Linked DNA regions of Homo sapiens: region 2 is linked to region 1. A link is a loop called in an ENCODE intact Hi-C map of the cell type or tissue named here. Cell type or tissue: PC-3. All regions are shown on one strand. Links, peaks and the distances in the headings refer to the core of each region. The heading gives the core; the rest is flanking DNA.

Region 1 (8,000 bases), core at 1-8,000:
GCTTTCATCACAAGAAAATGTGAGAGAATTCAGGGCTTTGGCAGTTCCAGGCTGGTCAGCATCTCAAGCCCTCCCCAGCATCTGTTCACCCTGCCAGGCAGTCTCTTCCTAGAAACTTGGTTAAATGTTCACTCTTCTTGCTACTTTCAGGATAGATTCTTCACCCTTGGCCCGCCTTTGCCCCACCCTACTCTGCCCAGAAGTGCAAGAGCCTAAGCCGCCTCCATGGCCCCAGGAAGGATTCAGGGGAGAGGCCCCAAACAGGGAGCCACGCCAGCCAGACACCCCGGCCAGAATGGAGCTGACTGGTGAGAACACACCTGAGGGGCTAGGGCCATATGGAAACATGACAGAAGGGGAGAGAGAAAGGAGACACGCTGCAGGGGGCAGGAAGCTGGGGGAACCCATTCTCCCAAAAATAAGGGGTCTGAGGGGTGGATTCCCTGGGTTTCAGGTCTGGGTCCTGAATGGGAATTCCTGGAATACCAGCTGACAATGATTTCCTCCTCATCTTTCAACCTCACCTCTCCTCATCTAAGAATTGCTCCTCGTGGTCATGCTTCTCCTAACTGCAAGGCTAACGCTGTCCAGCCCGGCTCCTCCTGCTTGTGACCTCCGAGTCCTCAGTAAACTGCTTCGTGACTCCCATGTCCTTCACAGCAGACTGGTGAGAACTCCCAACATTATCCCCTTTATCCGCGTAACTGGTAAGACACCCATACTCCCAGGAAGACACCATCACTTCCTCTAACTCCTTGACCCAATGACTATTCTTCCCATATTGTCCCCACCTACTGATCACACTCTCTGACAAGGATTATTCTTCACAATACAGCCCGCATTTAAAAGCTCTCGTCTAGAGATAGTACTCATGGAGGACTAGCCTGCTTATTAGGCTACCATAGCTCTCTCTATTTCAGCTCCCTTCTCCCCCCACCAATCTTTTTCAACAGAGCCAGTGCCCAGAGGTTCACCCTTTGCCTACACCTGTCCTGCTGCCTGCTGTGGACTTTAGCTTGGGAGAATGGAAAACCCAGATGGTAAGAAAGCCATCCCTAACCTTGGCTTCCCTAAGTCCTGTCTTCAGTTTCCCACTGCTTCCCATGGATTCTCCAACATTCTTGAGCTTTTTAAAAATATCTCACCTTCAGCTTGGCCACCCTAACCCAATCTACATTCACCTATGATGATAGCCTGTGGATAAGATGATGGCTTGCAGGTCCAATATGTGAATAGATTTGAAGCTGAACACCATGAAAAGCTGGAGAGAAATCGCTCATGGCCATGCCTTTGACCTATTCCCGTTCAGTCTTCTTAAATTGGCATGAAGAAGCAAGACTCATATGTCATCCACAGATGACACAAAGCTGGGAAGTACCACTAAAATAACAAAAGACTGAATCAAGATTCAAATCACTGAAAGACTAGGTCAAAAACAAGGTGAAACAACAGAGATATAAACTTCTACATGTGGGCCGGGGGCTCACGCCTGTAATCCCAGCACTTTGGGAGGCCGAGGCAGGCAGATCACCTGAGGGCAGGAGTTTGAGAGCAGCCTGGCCAACATGGCGAAACCCCGTCTCTACTAAGAATACAGAATTAGCCGGGCATGGTAGTGCATGCCTGTAATCCCAGCTACTTGGAAGGCTGAAGCAGGAGAATCCCTTGAACCCAGGAGGTGGAGGTTGTAGTGAGCTGAGATCATGCCAATGCACTCCAGCCTGGGTGACAAGAGCAAAACTCCGTCTCAAAAAGAAAAAAAAATTCTACATGTGTAAATTAATGAGTAAAGTCCTATTCCAGCTTTCAGGCCACAATGCCCTGCTTCCATCATTTAAGCCTCTGGCCCTAGCACTTCCTACGAAAAGGATCTGAGAGAATTAAATTGCCCCCAAACTTACCATGTAACATTACTGAAGCTGCTATTCTTAAAGCTAGTAATTCTTGTCTGTTTGATGTTTAGCATCCCCATTGTGGAAATGCTCGTACAGAACTCTATTCCGAGTGGACTACACTTAAATATACTGGCCTGAACACCGGACATCCCCCTGAAGACATATGCTAATTTATTAAGAGGGACCATATTAAACTAACATGTGTCTAGAAAGCAGCAGCCTGAACAGAAAGAGACTAGAAGCATGTTTTATGGGCAATAGTTTAAAAAACTAAAATCTATCCTCAAGAACCCTAGCGTCCCTTCTTCCTTCAGGACTGAGTCAGGGAAGAAGGGCAGTTCCTATGGGTCCCTTCTAGTCCTTTCTTTTCATCCTTATGATCATTATGGTAGAGTCTCATACCTACATTTAGTTTATTTATTATTATTATTTGAGACGGAGTCTCACTCTATCCCCCAGGCTGGAGTGCAGTGGCATGATCTCAACTCACTGCAACCTCAGCCTCCCGGATTCAAGCGATTCTCCTGCCTCAGTCTCCCAAGTAGCTGGGATTACAGGTGCCCACCACCATGCCCAGCTAATTTTTGTATTTTTGGTAGAGATGGGGTTTCACCATGTTGGCCAGGCTGATCTTGAACTCCTGACCTCAGGTGATCCACCTGCCTCAGCCTCCCAAAGTGCTGGGATTACAGGCGTGAGCCACTGCACCCAGCCTTCATTCAGTTTAAAAATCAAATGATCCTAAGGTTTTGCAGCAGAAAGAGTAAATTTGCAGCACTAGAACCAAGAGGTAAAAGCTGTAACAGGGCAGATTTCAGCAACGTAAGAAAAAAGGAGCTCTTCTCACTGAAACCAAGTGTAAGACCAGGCTGGACTAGAGGACACGGGAGTTTTTGAAGCAGAGGCTGATGACCAGCTGTCGGGAGACTGTGAAGGAATTCCTGCCCTGGGTGGGACCTTGGTCCTGTCCAGTTCTCAGCCTGTATGATTCACTCTGCTGGCTACTCCTAAGGCTCCCCACCCGCTTTTAGTGTGCCCTTTGAGGCAGTGCGCTTCTCTCTTCCATCTCTTTCTCAGGAGGAGACCAAGGCACAGGACATTCTGGGAGCAGTGACCCTTCTGCTGGAGGGAGTGATGGCAGCACGGGGACAACTGGGACCCACTTGCCTCTCATCCCTCCTGGGGCAGCTTTCTGGACAGGTCCGTCTCCTCCTTGGGGCCCTGCAGAGCCTCCTTGGAACCCAGGTAAGTCCCCAGTCAAGGGATCTGTAGAAACTGTTCTTTTCTGACTCAGTCCCCCTAGAAGACCTGAGGGAAGAAGGGCTCTTCCAGGGAGCTCAAGGGCAGAAGAGCTGATCTACTAAGAGTGCTCCCTGCCAGCCACAATGCCTGGGTACTGGCATCCTGTCTTTCCTACTTAGACAAGGGAGGCCTGAGATCTGGCCCTGGTGTTTGGCCTCAGGACCATCCTCTGCCCTCAGCTTCCTCCACAGGGCAGGACCACAGCTCACAAGGATCCCAATGCCATCTTCCTGAGCTTCCAACACCTGCTCCGAGGAAAGGTGCGTTTCCTGATGCTTGTAGGAGGGTCCACCCTCTGCGTCAGGCGGGCCCCACCCACCACAGCTGTCCCCAGCAGAACCTCTCTAGTCCTCACACTGAACGAGCTCCCAAACAGGACTTCTGGATTGTTGGAGACAAACTTCACTGCCTCAGCCAGAACTACTGGCTCTGGGCTTCTGAAGTGGCAGCAGGGATTCAGAGCCAAGATTCCTGGTCTGCTGAACCAAACCTCCAGGTCCCTGGACCAAATCCCCGGATACCTGAACAGGATACACGAACTCTTGAATGGAACTCGTGGACTCTTTCCTGGACCCTCACGCAGGACCCTAGGAGCCCCGGACATTTCCTCAGGAACATCAGACACAGGCTCCCTGCCACCCAACCTCCAGCCTGGATATTCTCCTTCCCCAACCCATCCTCCTACTGGACAGTATACGCTCTTCCCTCTTCCACCCACCTTGCCCACCCCTGTGGTCCAGCTCCACCCCCTGCTTCCTGACCCTTCTGCTCCAACGCCCACCCCTACCAGCCCTCTTCTAAACACATCCTACACCCACTCCCAGAATCTGTCTCAGGAAGGGTAAGGTTCTCAGACACTGCCGACATCAGCATTGTCTCGTGTACAGCTCCCTTCCCTGCAGGGCGCCCCTGGGAGACAACTGGACAAGATTTCCTACTTTCTCCTGAAACCCAAAGCCCTGGTAAAAGGGATACACAGGACTGAAAAGGGAATCATTTTTCACTGTACATTATAAACCTTCAGAAGCTATTTTTTTAAGCTATCAGCAATACTCATCAGAGCAGCTAGCTCTTTGGTCTATTTTCTGCAGAAATTTGCAACTCACTGATTCTCTACATGCTCTTTTTCTGTGATAACTCTGCAAAGGCCTGGGCTGGCCTGGCAGTTGAACAGAGGGAGAGACTAACCTTGAGTCAGAAAACAGAGAAAGGGTAATTTCCTTTGCTTCAAATTCAAGGCCTTCCAACGCCCCCATCCCCTTTACTATCATTCTCAGTGGGACTCTGATCCCATATTCTTAACAGATCTTTACTCTTGAGAAATGAATAAGCTTTCTCTCAGAAATGCTGTCCCTATACACTAGACAAAACTGAGCCTGTATAAGGAATAAATGGGAGCGCCGAAAAGCTCCCTAAAAAGCAAGGGAAAGATGTTCTTCGAGGGTGGCAATAGATCCCCCTCACCCTGCCACCCCAAACAAAAAAGCTAACAGGAAGCCTTGGAGAGCCTCACACCCCAGGTAAGGCTGTGTAGACAGTTCAGTAAAGACAGGACCTGGATGTGACAGCTGAGCAAACAGCTAGAGCTTTGGCAGCTCAGCAGGAGGCTTTGCCAGGCATGGACGCCTGCCTCCCTCCTGTGGAGGTCAGGAGGAAGTGCAGGAAGTGGCATGAGTCAGGCTCCTTGAGCTCACACAGCAGGAGAACAAGTACAAGTCAAGTACAAGTTGAAGGCTCATTTCCCAGTTCCCGCAAATGCATCTAAAAAGCAGCTCTGTGTGACCACCATAAACTCTGCTAGGGGATCTCTAAAAAGGAGTCAGGCTTATGGGGCTTTGCAAATAAGTGCTGCCTTGGTGCTCAGGAAAAGGTTTGTGTTGCACAAAAACACAAATTCCACTGCAAAAATCAACCTGCTACCTCCAGAGGTTCCTGTAGGAAAACTAGTGGAAGCTTCTTCCTCTCCCCGACCCCTGAGGAAGGAAAGGCTACCACGGAGGTAGAGGAGCCAGGAACCCAGAAACCCAAACACTGCCACAAATACCCCAGGGTCACCAAAGGCATTCCAAAGCAGCAGAATGAAAGGCAATGTGCTAGGAACCTCGTGTACTTTACCTTTTGTAACATTCACACAACTCTGTAAGGTAGGTATTATCTTTTCTGTTTTAGAGATGAGGAAACTGAGGCTCAGAGAAGCCAGGTGAGTTATCAGTGGTTACACGCCCTGTGGGCAGGAGAAGAAACACCCTAGTCTGACCTCACTCTAGGGTCCATACTCTCTCCAGTGTGGTACACTGTCCTATATGTCATTTAATGATTCTGTTTACTGGGAAAGACATACAAGTCCTTAAGGAGTAACAGTTAGAGTTTTGAGGCCGGGCGCGGTGGCTCACGCCTGTAATCCCAGCACTTTGGGAGGCCAAGGCAGGCGGATCACAAGGTCAGGAGATCAAGGCCATCCTGGCCAACACGGTGAAACCCTGCCTTTACTAAAAATATGAAAAATTAGCCGAGTGTGGTGGCAAGCGCCTGTAGTCTTGAACCCGGGAGATGGAGGTTGCAGTGAGCCAAGATCGCGCCACTGCACTCCAGCCTGGGCAACAGAGTGAGACTCCATCTCAAAAAAAAAAAAGAGTTCTGAGTAGAAAACCAAAGTTCTTAGTGGAGGTGACCAATTTAGACATCTTCCCATGTCCCTCTCTCCCTTCACGGACAGAATAGTTTTCCTAGAGAAGGAATCAACAAATGCACAAAGCTCAAAAATGTTGTCCAAATCTCAAATGCTGTCAGTTTCTGCATGGAAGAGAAGTAGTTCATTCATACTACAAATTCCAGCATGCAGTCAAGGGAATGTTAAGTGGAAACTAACTTACTGACATATTGAGCTGGGTTAAATTTAATAATCAAATGAAACACTTTATAGCACATGAAAGTGCCAGCACCTAGGACACGATACACCAATAGAACCAGAGAATGATGGGTTCCCAGCACAGACAGATGAGAGACAAGAATGGCAAAACTTTAGGGCCAGGTATGGTGGCTCACACCCAGCACTTTGGGAGGCCGAGGCAGGCGGATCACCTGAGGTCGGGAGTTCGAGACCAGCCTGACCAACATGGAGAAACTCCATCTCTACTAAAAAATACAAAATTAGCTGGGCATGGTGGTGCATCACCTGAGGTTGGGAGTTTGAGACTGGCCTGACCAACATGGAGAAACCTCGTCTCTACTAAAAATACAAAATTAGCTGAGCATGGTGGCACATGCCTGTAATCCCAGCTACTCGGAAGGCTGGGGCAGGAGAATCGCTTGAACCCGGGAGGCAGAAGTTGTGGTGAGCCGAGATCGCGCCATTGCACTCCAGCCTGGACAACAAGAGCGAAACTCCATTTCAAAAAAAAGAAAAAAAGAAATAGAATGTCAAAACTGCAAATGTCACCAGAAACTTCCAGGCATCTGGTATTGGTATGTGACTTACTCCACTTGTGGGCAAATGCGAGTAACTCATGGGCTTCTCCAGTGTGAACTTACCTGCCCTATTACAAATCTAACCCATTCCCAAATCAGTCTGGTTGGTCCCATCCCTTCTTCCCACTAACACAAAAAAACAATTACAACCAGAACACTCCTATCCCTATTCAATGCTCTACCAGTTCTCTTTCTTCTGCTACCCCAAGACCGCCAGGACAGTCTATGATAACCTACACACTATTACTTGTAATTCGTTTGTCTCACTCTCATTTGTCGTTCTCCAACCCCACAAAAAAACCCACCCCATGGAAAGGTTCTAGGATTTCATAAAAATTCATCCCAACTCCCTCCCCCTACTCTACCCATAGTAAGGTAAAAGAAACACCTCTTCCTCCTCCCTGCTGAGGCCATTCATTTTCAACCCATTTCCCTAAATACTATTTCTAACACCTCACATGAAGATCCGAAAATGATGGGGAAGGAAATACCCCAGGTATCCCAGCAGGGGACCAGCTCCCAGGCAAAACCAGATCAAACAGACAACTGTTTAATGCACAGAGAATCTTTTTGGATTGTTACCCTAAACTTCCTAGGGGAAAACAGAACCCCATATGCTTTCCTAGAGACCTCTAATGCCAAGCTGAAGAGCCAGCTCACATGCTGGAGCCCTTATCATAGCCATTTCCTTAATGTTTTTTCTTCCCCTACTCATAAGTTAGTGACTGTAGTCAGGCCGCTACATGGTCCTGGCACTGGCCCTGGCTCTGGCCTGCCAACTTCATTGGTATTGCTGCCCTGTCCACTTCCACTTACCCTCCCTCCCAGGTCACCACTGGAATGTAGAGCAGAGAGCCAGCTCCTCCAGCTGCTTCCAGAACCACCAAGTCCTCTCGTCCTACTCTCTTCATAGTCATCTCCCATGCCTGTAGCTAAAAGCCTCTACCCAAAGCTTCCATAAAAATAATGAACATTTCTAGACTATGCAAGTGACTCATTCAAGTCAGCATGAACTGACTTCCTAAGAGACTGAAAGTGTTGGAAGGACATGAGCAGGGCTCCTTGCCAATTCAAAATTCTGCGCCAAATGGGTGGTATCTTCTGGGCCTGGGGTACCCTCAGGAGCCAAAAGCACAACTCTCTCCCAGACTGAAAACCACACTGGAGGATAAATGTTGAGAACAGTCAGCCAGGAGACTGAGATAACCCTGAACCCAGATACCAAAAGGCTGGAATAGATCCTACATTGACAAGTGATCAGCTGGCTGTGGGCCAGAAACAATACACCACAGACAAACTGGAAAAAACGATTTTACAGTAAATGGACTTTTTACA
Region 2 (10,736 bases), core at 1,423-9,422, 430 kb before region 1:
ATTTTATCTTAAAAAAAAAAAGATTTGCCAATATGATAGATGAAATGGTCTCTCATTTTAACCTGTATGGGATTACTATTGGAGTGGAATATCTATATAAATTTATCAGCCCTTTATAATTATTCTGGGAATGCAGTTTCACTGCTGGATTTGTGATTGCAAATAGTACTGAGTGAATTGTTACAGACTTGTGAGGAAAAAAAAACAGAGAATGATGTTTAAAATAAATGATGTGGTCACACCAAGTTATAGGCAAATTATATTGTGGTGTGCTGCACTAACAAAGGGTAGTGGGAGAATTGAGTCATCACACAGTATTACAATATTCATGTGAATATTGGCTCCAGCAAAATATCATTCCTTATATTAAATCAAAATTGTAGATTTGCATTTCCTCATTTGGTAGTTTTGTTTGTATTCAATTTATTTTTTTAGTTTTATAGATGCATAAAATCTATAAAAATCAGGAGCTCTTAGTTTTGTGTTTGCATATATACATACACATATATGTATGCAACATTATAAAAAATTATAAGCTAACTCTAGATATCTGTGAGAATCTTTTCCCCTTACAAAGGATCTGAACGATATCCAAGTTTGAGAAACAGTGATACTGGAATTTCTTAAAGTTTCATTTGTACTTATCTAAACACAGGTATTGAGATTTTTTTGCAAGGCAAAATTTGCATCAGCTTATATATTGGAATTTTTCCATATAGAATAGTGTAATGATTTTCTTCTTTTTGGAAAGAGTACCAAAAGCTCTACTATGTTTGGGGTTCAGAGAGTATGTTTTGACTTAAAATGTACCATTCATCAGTTAACTTTCTACAGGTCAGTAAGACCTAGACAGAAGAATGTTTGTGTTTACTAAACTTGTAAGTAAGAGAAAGCAGTTGAGCAGATAGTGATTACAATGGAGCTTTTGTGAAGTGGTCTTAAGAGAAATTAAGCCAATGAGAAAAAAGGTTGCATGTGAGCTCTCAGAGCCTTGGGAAGCAGTGAGGGCTGGCCTGCGGGGTGCACAGGAGCTAGAAGAGGGCGCCACTGAGGGCTGCCACAGTTGGATGGTGTCCTTACACCGGCTCTATTGCCTCCAGCTCTCCCCAAGAGTGAAGGATGCAGACCTCGACCCAGACATCACTATTACCCCTGCATCTAGAATAAGCCACATCTCTTCTGAAGGAAAAAAATGTCTGTTCCTGAGAGCAAAAGGCAGAGAATAGGAGATGGATGCCTTTGTCATTTCTTTTTTGCTCACAATCACAAAATAAACTGGCCTCTTTTCCTTTTTTAAAAAGGGAACTTGTTGGAGCACAGAGAACTTTTAGGGCAGTGAAATGATTCTGTATGATGCTATAATAGTGGAAACATCATAAATTTGTCCAAAGCCACAAAATGTACAACACCGAGAATGAACCCTAAGGTAAACTGTAGATGTGGATGATAATGATGTAATGATGTGTCAGTGCAGGTCCATCAGCTGTAACTAATGTAGCACTCTGGTGGAGGAGACCATCTGTGCCTGGGGCAGGCAGTGTATGAGAAGTCTCTGTACCTTCCTCTCAATTTTGCTGTGAACCTAAAATCACTCTAAAGAATCAAGCTTATTAAAATAATTTGGCCGGATGAGGTGGCTCACGCCTGTAATCCCAGAACTTTGGTAGGCCAAGGAGGATGGATCACCTGAGGTCAGGAGTTTGAGACCAGCCTGGCCAACATGGCGAAAGCCCGTCTCTACTAAAAATACAAAAATTAGCCCGGCGTGGTGGCACCTGCAATCCCAGCTACTCAGGAGGCTGAGGCAGGAGAATCGCTTGAACCTGGGAGGCGGAGGTTGAAGTGAGTCGAGATCGTGCTACTGCACTCCAGCCTGGGTAACAGAGCGAGACTCTGTCTCAAAAAAATAATAAATAATAATGAAAATAATAATGATTTTAAAAGCCAAAACCAAAACCTGGTGTACAGGGTTTTTAATCTAAAAATCAGGAGTCTTTAGTTTTGTGTTTGCATGTATACATATGCAAACTTCATTGAGTCAAAATGTCCAAGCAGGCTGGAGAGGCATAAAATTGGTTCTCTGTAAGTGATTCAACCTAGTCCAGCTGTCACTCTCATGTTCCCTCTGCCTGGGGTGTTCCTCTCTCAAGATAACCACTTGGCTCACTCACTCACCTTCTTCAGGGCTTTGCTCAAATGTCACTGCATTAGTCAGGGCAATAAATACAAGGAAGATGAGGAGCAGTTCTCTTCTCCACTCAGTTCTCGGGAACCCAGTTTCTTTCCATCTGGTGACACTGTTTTCTAAACACATGGCCTCTAAATGCTCTGAGGCAGAAGAGAGGGGTGCAGAAAGCCCACTGACTCTGAATTGCCTTGGCCTGAAAGTGACATGCGCCCCTTCGGCTCACAGTCCATTGGCCAGCACCAGCCACCCAGCCCTGCTTTATTACGACAGAGGCCAGGGAGTGTAGAGGAGCACAGAATTCTAGGGAGTATAGCTGGCTCCTGCCACAGTCACCTCCGGGAAGTCTTCCCTAGCCACTCTCATCCTCCCCACATTCTGTCACCACTCTCCTATGCTTTATTTTTTTCTATAGTACTTGTCATCATCCAACATACCATATGTGTACTTATTTATCTGTTAAGTTTCTGTCTTCCCCACCAGTACATAAGCACTATGAGAGCAGAGACTTTTGTCTAGTTCGTTTATGGTTGTACTCCTTGCATCTAGAATAGTACCTGGCACAGAGTAGGAGCTCCATAAATTTGTGTGACATAAATGAACAAATTCTGCAATGACAGCCTATATTTGTGTGTGAAGGAGGTGTCACATGCATGAACCTGAGAATGCTTCCAAAGTCAGGATCGAGGAATAAAGATCTCCCTTACAGCATACTCCAGCATTGACTGAGTACCTATTATGTGCCAGGCACAGTGCTTGTTGCCAGGAACACAAATATGAATGAAAGCCAGTACCTGATCCCTAGCCAGGAAGACAACACTAAAAAACACAACATTTACAAGATCCATGATAGAAATAAATTATGGAAGCTCAAAAGGCCAAATTCTCCTGACCTATAGCAAGTATCATGTTTTATATCCAAACATTACTAGAATAGCAACAAAAAAAGAGGGACTCAGGAATCATAAATTGCTTCCCAAAGTCGTAAAAGGAATAGTATCTATATTCTCTACCGTTTTGTATTCTCAACAGCAGGCTGGCTTTCACTTTTCATTCACTCATTCATTCTAATGCCTTCCCTCATCCCTCTTTCTTTCAGCCTTAGAAAAAAAAATTTCTCTTTCTAATAATTTCACAATTCCAGAAATGTTATCATTTGAAATCTGCTTATTTTGTCTTCCAGCCCCACCCCTGCCACTGCTCCTGTACTCCTGCAGCAAATAATCACATCACTTATCAGCCTTTTGAACTTAGAACTGGGCATTCTGCCAGAACTCAATAGCAAGAAGAGGGTGGAGAGAAATGTCCAGGGCTAGGATCTGGGCTTTAAAGGGGATCCTAGGCAGGACTGGGCATTAGACAAGGACTGAAGAGGACTGAGCATTAGACAAGGAAAATGTCAAGGAAAGAGTAAAGAAGATGCAGAAACAACTAGGATATCAGAGGCAAATTTGACCTATTTCGCCACTTTGCTTGGACATAGCCTTGTTTACATAAAAGGGTAACACAAAAAGAGGAAGGGTTGAAGTCAGCTGAGAAAGAAAGACATTTCAAAATCATCACGGTGTCAGGGCCCAGACTTCTATTATCTCATTGTTCCTCCATGTAGGGCCTCAATCCTCAAGTCTGTTTTATTGTCCAAGATGTCTGTTCCAACTATCACATCCATTTTCCAATTAGCAAGGAAGAAGAAAGGAAGAAAGAAGGTATATTAGTTATCTATTGCTGTGTAACTACCCAACAAATTAGAGGCATGAATCAATAGCATGCATTATCTTATAGTTTCTATAAGTCAGGACTCTGGGCATGGCTTGACTGGGTCCTCTGGTTTGGGTCTCTCACAAGTCTGCAACCAAGGTGTTGGCCCAAGCTGTAGAAATCTCCAGGCTCAAATTGGGAAGGATTTTCTTCCAAGATCACTAACATGATTATTGGCAGGATTCTGTTTGCCACAGGCTGTTGGACTGAGGGTCTCAGTTCCTCACTGGTTGTTGGTCAGAGGGCCCTCAGTTCCTTGTCACATGGGCTTCTCCATAACACAGCTCACAGCATGGTAGCTTGCTTCATCCAAGTGAGCAAGCAAGAAGAGCCAGCAAGAATGTCAGGGAGATGGAAGCCACAGTCTTTTGTAAGTTGATCTTAGAAGTGACTTCTGGCTGGTCATGGTGGCTCACACCTGTAATCCTCGCACTTTGGGAGGCTGAGGTGGAAGAATCACTTGAAGCCAGGAGTTCAAGACCAGGCTGGGCAATACAGCAAGACCCTATCTCTACAAAAGATAAGAAAATTAGACAAGCATGGTAATACATGCCTGTAGTACTAGCTACTCTGGGGACTGAGGTGAGAGGATAGCTTGAGCCCAGGAGTTTGAGGTTACAGTGAGCTATGATGGTGCCACTGCACCCCGGCCTGGGTGACAGAGCAAAGCCCTGTCTCTAATAAATAAACAAATAATTTTAAAAAGAAGTTACTTTCCATTGTTTTATGCTACCCTCTATCTGTTAGAAGTACAAGCTCCAGCCCATACTCCAGGGGAGGCAACTACACAAGGGCATGACTTCCAGGAAGTAGGGTCACTGGGAGTTGTTTTAGAAGCTGCTGGCAAAGAAGGGTGTGCCCACTCCCTTTAATTTCTGAAACTGCATACACCAGTCCTGCTTACTTACCATTGGTCCATTTCTAGCTGCAAGGAAGGCAGGAAAATGAAGTCTATATTCTGGATAGCTATCAGCCTAGCTAAAATTTATGGATTCAATCCTAAAGAACTGCAGAATTCTGGAGGGTAGAAGCCTTAATTGTTCTGTATGCTTCAGGGCCAGCCCCAGACATTGAGGAGGAGAAAAATAGGGCTGGTTAGAGTCATAGAATCTGGGGTTCAAATCCTGCCTCTGTCACACCCTATATGCTGAGTAAATTAAACCTCACTGAGTCTCGGTTGTATGCTCAGACTAAATTAAATGACCTGTGTAATGCATCTTGCACTTGGTATATTCTCGATATGCCTGCAAAGTCTATTTCATAGGTAGCTTTAATATCTCAGAGCCTTGGCCGGGCGTGGTGGCTCACGCCTGTAATCCCAGCACTTTGGGAGGCCAAGGTGGGCAGATCACAAGGTCAGGAGTTTGAGACCAGCCTGGCCAACATGGTGAAACCCCATCTCTACTATAAATACAAAAATTAGCCAGGCGTGATGGTACATGCCTGTAATCCCAGCTACTCAGGAGGCTGAGGCAGGAGAATCACTTGAACTCGGGAGGCGGAGGTTGCAGTGAGCCGAGATCGTGCCACTGCACTCCAGCCTGGGTGACAGAGCGAGACTCTGTCTCAAACAAAAAAAAATTTCGGAGCCTTTTAAACCCGGCTGTGACAGCCAGTGAGCTTGCCATGTGACTCCATGCCATTTACCCAATTTCTTTGGGCCCCAGCTTCCTGTCAGGAAAAGATAGTACCAAATCCTACATATCTCTTCAAGTTGCTGAAAAGATAGCATGTGATCATGTCAATGATTCTTTTTTTAATGTGAAATGCCTGGCAAACCTAAGGTGGCATTAGTGGCCACCAAGTGGCAGTGGGGAGCAATGGGCTTGGGTTATGGCCCATGGCCACCAGATGGTGCTGGCATTCAGCAGATACCTGGTTTTGCTGGGAGCCTTTACAAGGAGCCCCAGGAGGCCAGTGCTACCCTTCATCTCTAAGATGAGAGAAATGAGGCCTGGGGGTGGTAGTGGAGGGTACAGAGAGTGGGGGTCCACACAACAGGGAGGCCTAGAGCTCAGGTTTCCTGACTCCCAGCCTGGGGTGGCACATCCCTACCCAGTAATGATACCCTCACATCCTCTCTGGAGTTGCACTGGAGACCAGTGTCCAGACCAGTGTCTTCTTGTTCGTAGGCTCGCCAACATTTAACAGCCTGCAGGATGTCCACAAGTATCATCTGTCTCTCTGGCTGTATAGCACAGTGGTTAAGAAAATGCTTTTAGGCCGGGCGCGGTGGCTCACGCCTGTAATCTCAGCATTTTGGGAGACGGAGGCGGGCAGATCGCTTGAGGTCAGGAGTTCACAACCAGCCTGGCCAACATGGTGAAACCCCGTCTCTACTAAAATACAAGCCAGGCATGGTGGTGCACGCCTGTAACTCCAGCTACTCGGGAGGCAGAGGCAGGAGAATCGCTTGAACCCAGGAGGCAGAGGTTGCAGTGAGCTGAGATCAGGCCACTGCACTCAAGCCTGAGCGACAGAGTGAGACTCCGTCTCAAAAAAAAAAAAGAAAAAAGAAACAAAGAAAAGAAAGAAAATGCTTTTAGAGTCAGGAAGATCTCAATTTGCATCTGCATATCAGCTTCCTCACCTGCAAAGTTAGGATAATAATTTTTACTCCATAGGGTTGGTATAAAATGTAAGTTAAATGAGACAAAATATGTGACTACAATAGGTAACATCAATTAGTGCTTATAAAGTGCCATACACTCTTCTAAGTAGTTTACATGTATTTAATTCTCGCCATTACCTTTTGTCGTATATACTGCAGGCGTTACTAAGCCCATTCTACAGAAGAGGAAACTGAAGCATAGAGAGGTCGTAACTTGCCCACACTCATAGTTAGTAAGTGGAGAAGCCAGGATTTGAACCTCTCTTCAGAGCCCATGCCCTTAACCATATTTGTTACTAATTGCTTGACCCAATATGTCAATTATGCCTGATAAATGACAGATATGGATCCACAGGGCCAAGCTGAGGGTTCTTGCTTTAGGCACAGGAGTTTGGAATGAGCAAAATAACCACACTGCACCTGCACTTTCAGAGTGGCAGGAGTAATATACAGGTGAAAGAAAAATGTTAAGTACCCAAGTTAAAAATAAAAAGGTAGCAATAAAATGTTAAAATTAAAAAGATAACTGAAACAAAGCAGCTGGGATAAAAAACATAGACTTTAGAGACAAAGAAACCAGTGCTTCAATTCAGATCCTGCCTTTGGCTGGCTATGGGACCTTGGTGAAGTCGTTTAACCTCTTAGAGTGTCCATCTAAAAATTAAATCTAATACCCTACCTTGTAGAATTACTGTAGGTGTTAGAGACCATTGTGGTTAAAATGCCTGTACACATTATGGCAGACATTTAATTTTTATGGTTCTTGTTATAATAGATAGATAGGTAGATCAACTGCTGGCTGAAGAGGATTCAAAGACGGTAAGCTGTTGTCCCTTCCCTCAAAGAACTTGTATAGCAGAGCGATGGATGTTCATACCATAGGTGCCTCAGGAGAGGTGAAACATGCACATGACATGAGCTTTAGAAAGGACAAGATGTTTCTCTAGCAGCGGTAAATTGGAGGAGGTTTCATGGGTATGATCCCTAAGATGAGTCTTGATGGAAAGGAGACAAGGAGTACATTCCAGAAACGTTATCAGCAAAGGTAAGGAGGCCAAGAAGAGCTGGGTTTGTCTGGGGAGTAGTAAGCATTCCAGGCTGGAAACGTGAGTCAGGCTGAAGAGTGTGGCAGCAGGGACAGGGAGAGAATTTCTGGTTAGACTTGGCACATTTAGCCCATGTGTTTGACTCTGTTCCTACAATGACAGTAAAGTAGTAAAGTCTAAACCCACAAGAACTATCAGAACAAGAGAAAAGACAACAGCTGATGGATGATGTCAAAGAATTTTGGAAGAAAGATCCCATTGGATGAGTATTAACTGACTTAGCAGATAAAAAAAAGCTGGCTGCAGGGCAGGCAAGGGGCAGAGATGCTTTCAAAAAGGAAGCCAATTTGACATGAAAAACAACAAAAAATAAGAACGGAAGAGTTTAGAAAATGGAGGTATGGGTAACTGTGAAGTTAATGGGATGGAGTGGGCTGCAAACATAAGGATGAGCTGAAAGTCAGCTTCTCCTCTCCAGCCCTGGCAAACAGCTTTGTTCATCCCACCCTGCAAAACACAGGCTTAATCTCTGGAGAGGCTGAAGGAGAGATTCTGGATCTGGGGAAGGCACCAGGCATGGAAGATGAAGAGGTAAGGCAGCATAGAGAAAGCAGGATGATCAAGTGAAAGTCTCATTCTTTTTTTTTTTTTTTTTTTTTTTTGAGATGGAGTCTTGCTGTGTCACCCAGGCTGGAGTGCAGTGGTGTGATCTCGGCTCACTGCAACCTCTGCCTCCCAGGTTCAAATGATTCTCCTGCCTCAGCCTCCTGAGTAGCTAGGATTACAGGCACGTGCCACCATGCTAACTAAATTTTTTTGTATTTTTAGTAGAGAGGGAGTTCCACCATGTTGGTCAGGCAGAAGTCTCATTCTTGAGCAATGTGATCACCCACTCCTTCTGATGGGAAGGGAAAGCGGGGGAGCCCAGAATTCTGGAAGCCTGGCTTACATTCTAGAGGAAAGAGGCTGGGGAAGGTCCTGCTGGGTAAACTGACTGGCTCAAGAGAAAGACCTGTTGATAATGGCATTGGTTGACCTTGGTTGGGGAATCCCCAGTAAAACATTAGCTTCCTACCTGATAACCTTAAGGTGCGGCCTGCCACTAAACCAGCCCTGCCCCAACACACAGAGATTTCAATGAGCTTTTCAGTGCCTCACTCTTCAATATGAACGGATGGTGAGGAAAGGAAGAGAGGATCTAAAGCAAAACCCAGTAGAAGAAAAAGGGGGAAGAAGAGGTGGAGAAGGGAGAAGAAGGAAAGAAGGAGGGACGAAGGGAGGGAGGCAGGGAGGGAGGAAAACTCAGGCGAAGCAGAGACAATTCAGAGAATTCACTGCAATTTTAAACGGCATATTTAATATCCTTAGAGGGCTAGAAAACCATTGAACCCAGGAAACAATATCAGGGGCTATGGAAAAAAAACCTTCAGAGAATAAGAATGGGCTCTTGGAAATCAAGATTGCTAAAGTTTTAATATTGTATAGGTTTAGAAGACAAAAAACTAGAAAATCTCCTAAAAATAAGGCAAATAAAGACAAAAAGAATTAATAAAAGAAAAAGATTAAAGCATCAAACAATTACTCCAGAAGGCTCAATGCCAGAATAACAGGAATTCCCGTAGGAAGAAACTGAGAAAAGTTTGGGGAATAATTACCAAATAAATTCTTTGAAAATTTTCCAGGATAGTAAAAAAAAATCACATTAAGGCACATCATTGTAACATATCAGAAATAAAGAGCAGAACCTTGTAGAGAGGAAAAACTAGGTCACCTACAAATGATTGGGGTTCAGAATACACTGGGAAAAAATGCTGGAATGGGCATGAGGGATCTTACTGGGGTGATGGAAACATTCTAAAATTTGTTTGTGGTGATGGTTGTAGAACTTGGTGAATTTAAAAGTCTTTTTTTTTTTTTAAGGTGGAGTCTTCATATATTGCCCAGGCTGGTCTCAAACCCCTGGATTCAAGCAGTCTTCCCACTTCAGCCTCGTGAGTAGCTAAGATTATAGGCAGGTGCCACTGCGCCCAGTGAAGCCATTAAATTGTACACTCAAAATGGGGAAATTTTATAAAACTCAAATATACCTCAATAACATTGTAAAAAACAGAATTCATAAAATTAAAAAATTGCAGAATTAAATATATAAAGCATTTCAAATGCAAAAATGTATAATCATATTACAAAGTAGCTAATAAAATAATACATGTGTAAGTATTAAATATACTTTTGAAATAAATTACTATGTAAAGTAAAATAGAAACAAATAAAAGCAGGAGCTCCAGAAGGAGGAACTGAGAAAAGTCTGGGGAATAATTACCAAATAAATCATTTAAAAATTTTTAAATCATTTTAAAAATTATTTAAAAAAAAGAAGAAGCTAGAAGACAGTAGACAAATTTCCACCAAATTCTGGGAGACAATTTTTTTTCTAGAATTCTCTAGCAAGTCAAATTGTCAATAAAACACGAACAAAGTTATTTGCAGACATTCCAGATTTCAAATAATTTGTCTCTGATGTACCCATTCTCATAAAAGACGTGAAGAGAAAGTAAATCATGAAAGAAGACATGGGACACAGACAATAGGGGAATTCATATAGGAGAGAGAGGGAAAAGAACTTTCTAGAATGATAATGAAGGGAGCCCCAGGATAATAGTTGCGTAGCAAACCAGGAAAGCAACCAGTCCACATTGGAGCAGGAAAACTCCAGGCTTCAGGAGTGGTTTCCAAGGAAATAATAGAACATAGAGATAACATGATTTATTTTACTATATAGAGTTCTACTCTATAAGAGAGTTGGGGACAAATTAGTGATAAGTACATAGAAAACTAAGCAAAGAAAAGAAAGAAGGTATTATTAACTCTAAAGGGAAATGCTTTTTTAAAAAATATAATCCTAGTTTATGTTGCTCGGTTGCAAGCAATATTTACATAGTCATAATAATGTATATACTGAATGTTGATTTAACTAAAAACCATGCTACAATGATATTAAGAGAATGTGTTCAGGGAAAGAAGTTGGCAGGAAGGTAAATCCTCATCTTCCTATAAGGAAGTTATCTTAGTTTGGGTTTCCCCAGAAGCAGACTCTGAGACTTAAGTAGTTTATTTGGGAAATGCAGGGGACAGCTTG

Evidence for each region. Peaks named below come from ENCODE experiments on the same cell type or tissue, not always from the same donor. Only the 100,000 strongest peaks of a DNase experiment are listed, where the experiment ranks them.
Region 2: a loop joins it to region 1, with 3 times the contacts of the local background. A loop is called at or near these places in 11 of 110 quality-filtered maps.

Annotation. Positions count from the first base shown.
Region 1 is chr3:184,368,555-184,376,554 of GRCh38, reverse strand. POLR2H (RNA polymerase II, I and III subunit H) reads right to left here. Exons shown (of 6, transcript NM_006232.5): 6 at 7,964-8,000. THPO (thrombopoietin) reads left to right here. Exons shown (of 6, transcript NM_000460.4): 2 at 151-308; 3 at 540-667; 4 at 954-1,040; 5 at 2,973-3,140; 6 at 3,377-4,620. The coding sequence starts at 296. The coding sequence ends at 4,042. Among named protein-coding and RNA genes, the nearest start is that of THPO, 5.7 kb to the left of the region's middle. In PC-3, for the core only: CTCF peaks have their summits at 4,622 and 4,822 (motif pointing left); a DNase peak (open chromatin) is centred at 4,844; H3K27me3 peaks cover 1,542 bases.
Region 2 is chr3:184,798,491-184,809,226 of GRCh38, reverse strand. No RefSeq gene overlaps it. Among named protein-coding and RNA genes, the nearest start is that of VPS8, 8.3 kb to the left of the region's middle. In PC-3, for the core only: a CTCF peak has its summit at 5,773 (motif pointing right); a DNase peak (open chromatin) is centred at 5,776; H3K27me3 peaks cover 2,058 bases.